Regions from separate parts of the Homo sapiens genome. Here region 2 is linked to region 1. Evidence: read pairs that join two places in POLR2A ChIA-PET (ENCODE). Cell type or tissue: PC-9. All regions are shown on one strand. Region 1 overlaps EGLN1 (egl-9 family hypoxia inducible factor 1). Region 2 overlaps TSNAX-DISC1 (TSNAX-DISC1 readthrough (NMD candidate)).

Region 1 (4,000 bases):
TCTAGTTTCATTTTAGTTAGTAAGCACCCCCCACCCCCCACCCCCACCCAATTCCCCAGCCGCGGAGCACTACTATTACTAAGGCTTTTTTTTTTTTTTTTTTTAATTCAGGTAGGCTGAGGCAGGAGAATGGCATGAACCCGGGAGGCGGAACTTGCAGTGAGCCAAGATTGCACCACTGCAGTCCAGCCTGGGCGACAGAGCCAGAGAGACTCCGTCTCAAAAAAAAAAAAAATTTCAGGTTAATACTACTGAAATGCCAGTTACAAGGAAAAACAAAAATGCAAAACAAACGAGAACAGAGGCAGTGGGAGCAGGGGACAGGACAGGGTTAAAAGGACAAGAGGAAAAAGAGAATCATAAGCCAGTGTTAATTATTAGTGATAAAGACTCTCAGTCTTTTATGGTACAACTGCACATCTAGAATTCTAAAGCAAGAATTAACCTAGCAAATGTGTCTGGAGAGGTATGCCCTCCAGAGAAGACATTATCACTATATGGTAGTTTCCATCCTGGTATATACCGGTTAACTTTGTTTTGTTCTATAGCCAGACTGTATAAGGCATATATCTTCCAGAAGTCCATAGGATATACATACCATTATTTATGGGGGAAAAGAAACTCAAACCATAGTTCTAAAGGCAGGGAGGGAGCAAGAACTGAACACACACAGAAACCTTATTCTACCATAACGTGATATGAAATGCTTAAAAATGTTTAGTTTTGGTATGGTTTTTTGGAACTCTAACGGGGTTTTTAACATAGGGTCTATGGAGGGGCTTTATTACAAGCAGAACATTGTGTGTACTATGTTCATTTTGAGTGTGAGAAAGTGCACCGCTCCCACTAGATTCTGAAAGGGGTCCAGCAGCAAAACAAAGTTGTGAGACGCTAGCTTATATGACCGCCTTGGAAAAAACTTCTAAGCTATCGGAAAAGGGTGTTATTTTATTATCACACATGACCTTTAGCCCAAAATTTCTTTATTCAAGACATTTTATTCCAAAATACTTTGGGTTGTAACCACCCAAAACTACAACCACTCTTTGCACATAAATCATCTGTGGTAAATATTTCTTAGGCTACTTTCCTTACCAACTCTGTAATCAGAGAATAAAAATACATTTTAAGCATCAAAACTAAGCAAAACTGGCAGGTCAAACTGCCATTTTTGTTTTAAGGATAAAAATGTTTGAATGTGTGAGAAAACCAGATTCAAATGACCTTTACACTGCCAGATTTCTATTTATCTACACTCCACCATGGCCCTCTTTTAATCTAGTTAAAGCAACTGCTTCTCCCACGTTGATTAAATCCTTGAATCTAGAAATGTGGTTAAGGCCAAAAGGTTTTCTCATCATAAAAGAAATATTTCTCAACTTAATTAACTCATGCCCTCTTTTGTTAAATACAACTCTTAAACCTCCTTCCACGTAATTGACATTTTGAGTAAATTACAGTTCGAAAACCAAATCAAATCCATGATAATTTTAGAAGCTTAAAATTTTGCTCTTGAAAATTTTACTCTGCACATCAACGTGGTATCAATGTTGAACTTTGCATCTGCTTTCTAGCTACAAGCTTTTTTCTTCTAGGTCTTATAAAAAGGGTATATAAAGAAGTCACTTTCAACATTATGTCTATTATGCTGTTTTGTTTTGAAGGATTCACACACCATTGGTAGGGGTGAGGGACATAAGATATGCAGGCCCTCTCCATTAGATTCATGGATGTGTAAAGTTCTATTGCAGTTCATAACCTCATCAACTGACTTTTGGCCTAAGCAACGTCATAAAACTTCATTTCACCTTTAGAGCAAACCTTTCTCCTAGTACCTGGAGTTAAAAATAGTGCAAGCCATGCTGACCTGGGCTATTTTTATCTGGAAAATAGGGACTAGAAACAGTATAGCAAGCAAAGAAAGGCGAGTTTACCACAACAGGATTAAAACTCTCACACACTTTTTAAAAAGTCCCACTACAGTTTTAGAAATCGGATGGAAAGGTGGTAAAGCAGAGGTGAGGTACAGGGCAGAGGATCAGCTGAGGGCAGTTCACTGAGTGTTAGCAAGATATGACTAATACTGTACGTAACAAGCAATAATAAAAGTCCTCTGCCGAAGACAGAATAGTATAAAACCTTTCCTTCCCCTGCCCTTACAGATTTCTAGAGAAGATAATTTGGGAATAAAAGGTATAAAAGGTTTTTGAGAAAAGAGAGATCAAAGGACATTCAGAGTTCGGGAGGATATCTGGGAAGCAGACTTAGCTTAGATCCTAAAGGGTGTAGAAGATCTGCATTGCTGGGGAGGAGTGTGGGAGTGGTAAACCAGTCAAAGAATTCACAGATGTGCTGGGAGGAGGAGAAGGGGAGCAGAAGCAGGAAAACAGTCTGGCTGAAACACTGGTTGTATTTCAAAGAGCAGTAGCAAATCAGGGTGGATAAATGGTGTGGGCCTAAGCAGCTGGTGAGCATTAAATGTGTAAGAATCAAATTGTATCCTTAGCAAACCTCTGAAGATTTCTGAGTAAGATTTTTATGAGTGTTGGTAAATTTATATAGGATGCATATGGGTAGTACATGGAGAAAAATGAATTAAGGGGAAAAAAAGTGTGTAACAATCCAGATAGAAAGTGATTTTTAAAATTCTAATTAGAGCGGTGCAGTGGGAATTCAAATATAATACTTACTGAGTCCTCGACGCAAGATGCTGAGTACACCAATGTTGGAAATACAAGGGTTCTCGCCTCAAGTGGCTCACTATAGTAGAGGAAATGGGAATGGAAACCAGCCACAGTGAAGTATGCTATCACGGTGATGGGAAGTGCCAGAGGAACAGACAGGACAAAGTTGTAGCTCTGCTTAGAGAAATGAGGGCAAGAAGCAAGTTAGAGGACCTTCTCACCACTTTCCAAACGAAAGAAATGAGGAAATGCACAGCACTAGAAAATGAAGGTAGGTTCAGGGACCTGCAAACAGGTTCCTGTGGCTGGAACAGAAAGTATATGGTAGTGAAATGTTCTTTATAAAAAAGTAGCAATGGACAGAATGAACTAGAAAGATACAAAAAGAAAAAAAACAAACAAACAGGCTTTTGTAATAATCCAGGACAGCAATGAAGAGTGTAAATGGGAATGAGGAACAAGAGACTAATAGGAAATTAGTTTTAAATAAGCAAAATTTTCAAACTGATAAAGGAAAGTATGTTCTTCTAAAACATCATGCTGTTTCCAGACTTGGAGACTTTCAATAGACTTAACTCCAACTTAACCTTTAGAAGTCTTAGCCTAATTTCTTAAAAAAAAAAAAAAACAAAAAAAAACCTCTCCTGGCCTGCAGACCAAGTTAGGTCTCCTCTTGTGTGATCCCAATAGGATCCTGTACTTCCATCTCATAAACATAGCACTGGGAATTACAGGTTCAACATTGTATTTCCCTCACACAGTTAAGACTCCAGAAAGGCAGAGAGAATTACTTTGACCTGGGCACTGTGGTACCTTCAGTGCCTAACACAGATCAGACACTCAGTAAATAGCTGTTGAATAACTAAATGAAGTTCACAGGATCAATTTTAAATCTGTTCCTCCATCTCCCCCATCAGACAGGCTTACCAATCCTCATTCCTTCCAACAAGAGGAAACTTCAGTCTTAATCACATTGAGTTTGCAATACTTCCAGAAAATTCAGGTAGAAATGTCTGTCAGTCCTCTACAGATGCCAAAGTAAGAGACAGACGAAGGAATCTTTAACAAATCCTAATAGCTGAAGTCATGATTGTTGTTATTACTATTATTTGTTACAGTTACAGCTAATACTAATTGAGCACTGATTATCTGTTGAGTATTTCTTTATTTTCTCACCTGTCCTCAAATAGACCTATTGGATTAAGTACTGTTATTAACTCCTATCATACTGATGAGGAAATTAATGCTTTAGGTTAGAAAATGTGTCTAAAATCAGAGAGCAATTAAGTAGCAGAAGAGCTTCAACACAGGCAAAC
Region 2 (4,000 bases), 190 kb after region 1:
TCCTTCTCTCTCAGAATGCTTTGTTGCACTGTACCAAGGGTAAACTAAAAACCATGGACAGTGAAACTGCAGATAAGCGGGGACTGTTGTATTTGGAAATGAAGCTGTCATTCATTTCCTTCCTGCCCACCAAAAACCCACTGTATTAGGCCATTCTTGCATTGCAATAAAGAAATACCTGAGACTGGGTAATTTATGAAGAAAAGAGGTTTAATTGGCTTGCGGCTCTACAGGCTGCACAGGAAGCATGGCACCAGCACCTGCTTGGCGTCTAGGGAGTCCTCAGGAAGCTTTCAATCATGGCAGAAGGCGAAGGGGAGCAGGTACATCACACGGTGAAAGCAGGAGCAAGTTGGGGTAGGGAGGTGCCACACAATTTTAAGCAACCAGATCACGTGTGAACTGAGTGAGAGCTCACTTATCACCAAGGTGATGGCCCAAGCCATTCATGAGGGATCTGCCCCCGTGATCCAAATACCCCTAGCAGGCCCCACCTCCAACATTGGGGATTACTGTTTCAACCTGAGATTTGGGTGGGGACAAATATCCAAACTATCTCACCAACCAACCCCTAACTGTGATCACTGCAAATAAACCCCAGTAACAGAAAAAGCAGTCCAATGAAAGATATAACAATTTTTCTATTTCTTCTGAGTTTAGAAAAATGAGCTAGAAATTTGGTGTGTGGGAAAGTTCGTCTAAAGTCTTGTATATGCTCAAGAATGCCTTGTCTGTGAGTGTGCTCTATAACATTTCGAGAAACTACAGAAGGAAATTATAACGCCTTTTCCCATGAAAACTGTTAGGAAAATGGGGCCAGGAGCAGTGGCTCATGCCTGTAATCCCAGCACTTCGGGAGGCCGAGGCGGGCAGATCACGAGGTCAGGAGATGGAGACCATCCTGGCTAACACGGTGAAACCCCGTCTCTACTAAAAATACAAAAAATTAGCCGGGCGTGGTGGCGGGCGCCTGTAGTCCCAGCTACTCGGGAGGCTGAGACAGGAGAATGGTGTGAACCCAGCAGCGGGTGCTTGTAGTGAGCCGAGATCGCGCCACTGCACTCCAGCCTGGGCGACAGAGCGAGACTCCGTCTCAAAAAAAAAAAAAAAAAAAAAAGGAAAATGGATGCCAGTTGACAGGATCAAATTTCGTATTTGTATACTTGGTAGATTTGGAACTCTAAAGTAGATCCTATGAGGAGACAGATAATTGAACAACAACAACCAAAAAGTAAAAAAAACTCTGTGTCCTAGATGACTCCATGAAATGTAAGTCAAGCACTATGGTATACCATATTTACCCTAACAGAGAAACACTCAGAAACCTAGCCGGTTTTTTGAGGGAAGAACTATTTGTATAGAAACCTGGAGGTACAAACCATTTAGTAGGAGAATTGTCCTATTGTGCCTTCAGCCACATCTCATTTAAAATCGTAAGTAAAGAAAGTTCTAGAGCCTGTAGTAAAAATATTTATTCAAATGTAAATTCATTTATTCAAATGCATTTTATCTACCCTTTCCTTCCATCCGGCACCTTCTCAAGGACCTCTCTAGTATAGTATTTTGGGATCTTGAATCAGCTGCTGACCATGGCTCTTAGTTGCATAGAGACCTCTTGTTGTAAACGCATTTGCTTGTCGTGGAGCTTAACATTTATTATTTAGTAAGCAAAGATAGACATGGGTTCAGGATCCTGCAGAAATTAAACAGAGGTCCTTGAAAAACTTGAATGTGTCCTGCTTATCTTTTCATTTCTCCTTTTCCTGGGTTTTCACTGATATCCGTATGGGAAAAATATAGCTATATTTTCCTCTTGTATTCTCCAAGCAAGTACTGAGTAGCCCAGATTCACCATTTGACAGGAAACAGTGTCATCACCGTAGGCAGATCTAATACCGATGGAAAAGAGCTGATGTAATTTAAATGCTCTCTGTGATTTCTGGAAGTCTTTACAGAATTGTTTTGTATTGTAAGAGCCGCCAAAGGCAGCTGTACTAAGCAACATTTAACAGAGTAGTAAAATGCATTTCAGACCAGGAGGAATTCAGCCATGCTAGCACATGGCACCTTCCACGCTGAAAGGCAAATCACAATCAGAATAAGGCCCACGAAGTTTATTTCACCTACTGTGTTTGCAACTTTGCCAAACCGCAACTTTAACAGTGACATAGACATATAAATATATAATGTACATGAACAAATGACCAGTAAACTTTGACATCTGGTTTTTATCTTAAGTCTGTTTCTTTGTCTTGTCACTGTGGAAAAAAACCCGGAAAAGTCTTGAAAGCTAATTAGCTCCAAATTTATTTTAGGAATGAAGGGCCAAAGAGTTTTGATGACAAATTTTTCTTTGTTGCAGCTGCCAAGCTGGTCTCTGACCCCTCAATTTAATGGAAGTGATTATTTATTTGCACATACGTCCTTTGTTTTTTTCAATACAGAACTCTCTTTCCTGGAAATAGGCACCTAGCTTCTAATTCCCATTTGCAAAGAATTTGCTGTCTTAAACAAGCTTTAAAATACTGTACTAAACATCTCTTTCAATATATTCCTTTATTAAACTGATTTCTAGGCTTTATCAGAGGGAATGTATAATAATAATATGTATTGTTTTTTGAGTTTACATTTTCCTTCAAATTAAAAAATTTTTTTCTTATAAGACTAATTTCCCACCCAGTTTACATATTCTTAGTGGGTGTGCATGCAAACACACACGTATGTACACATATACACACACAGTTTATACATTCTTGTCTTTTTCATTATATTTATGAATATGTTATTTTGGTATAGGTGTAAATGAAAAGTTATTAATTTCAGGTTATTGATTGTCTATTATTTTGAAAGACCAAAGTTTGACTTAATTCCACTTATCATAATCACAAAACTTCTGGTGGGCTATCTCATCCTTTTAAAGCAGTTAAATAGCTTTTATATAAATATGAATATATAATATGTACACAAATGTATGTACCCATACATATTTGAGAAATATATATAATACATATGGCATATATATGAAAGCACCACTGAATCAGACACATTATATACATTTCTCTTGATTTTAGAGCAAAAAGCGTTTAGGGGGAAATGTATAGGCTGAAGTTAAAGATTTGGGAACTCAGTGGTCATAAAGTTGCTGGTCTAATGATGTCAATGTCAGTCCTCCAGCCTAATGGGAAAGGTATGGAGAACCCCTTAGCTTTCTTCTCAACAGAACTTGTCTCCTTTTCCTCCTCTGCACACTGTGAGACTTTGTAGGACTTAGAAGGCTATGTCTGTGAATCAGCCAGGAAATAGATCTCTCTGCTGGGCTTAATCAACCTCTGCTGCCCTTAGGTCTTCGCAGAGGTCCTGGGATTGCAGGTTCTGGACCTAGCCCAAGGAAGCTCAGTTTTTCCTTGCCAAAATCTACGCAAATAACATCCAGAAGTGGATCACTTTTTCTTTTTTTTAAGAGCATGAATTTAAGTGTCACTCATTCTCCCATGTAAACATTGGCATAAATAGCTGATTTTATCCTTGGGATGGCATAGTCTATCCCACGACTGCCAAAAGAACCTGGACCCTGCCATGGTAAATAAACCCCTCATCTTGCCCAAGAAGAAGGACATTTATATGGTTATAAATACCTACATTTTATTACAGGCTTAAAATTTGATACAAAATGTAAACATTGTGTTTGGCATAGTTGGGAGTAAATTTACATTGCTAATGGTTGCAAAACAAAAATAAGCTTTAGTTAGCAAAGAAAACTTTAATAATTCTATTGAAAATAAATTTTACTGCTATGGCAACTGTAGAACAAAGATAATAAACAAAAGATAACCATGGCGTGAAACCATATCACATTTGTGGGCCATGGGCTGGGAGATTGAATCCTTAGTACTTCTTATGAAAACACAGTGCTTCAGTCAATTTCTGGATCTTACTATCGGCATACTGTTATGAAGACACATTATTCTGCTTAGTCTGCTTGCCTTTTAGTGAACTTAGT

The links. Peaks named below come from ENCODE experiments on the same cell type or tissue, not always from the same donor. Only the 100,000 strongest peaks of a DNase experiment are listed, where the experiment ranks them.
Region 2: POLR2A ChIA-PET joins it to region 1 with 9 read pairs; 2 of 35 experiments call an interaction of 5 or more read pairs at or near these places.

What each region holds. Positions count from the first base shown.
Region 1 is chr1:231,405,945-231,409,944 of GRCh38, forward strand. The region is part of intron 1 of EGLN1 (egl-9 family hypoxia inducible factor 1); the gene reads right to left. Among named protein-coding and RNA genes, the nearest start is that of EGLN1, 14 kb to the right of the region's middle. In PC-9, no CTCF peak of the experiment used is centred here; a DNase peak (open chromatin) is centred at 2,067; H3K4me3 peaks cover 825 bases; H3K27ac peaks cover 2,402 bases.
Region 2 is chr1:231,598,607-231,602,606 of GRCh38, forward strand. All of the region lies in intron 4 of TSNAX-DISC1 (TSNAX-DISC1 readthrough (NMD candidate)), which reads left to right. The region is part of intron 1 of LINC00582 (long intergenic non-protein coding RNA 582); the gene reads right to left. Among named protein-coding and RNA genes, the nearest start is that of LINC00582, 11 kb to the right of the region's middle. In PC-9, no CTCF peak of the experiment used is centred here; no DNase peak of the experiment used is centred here.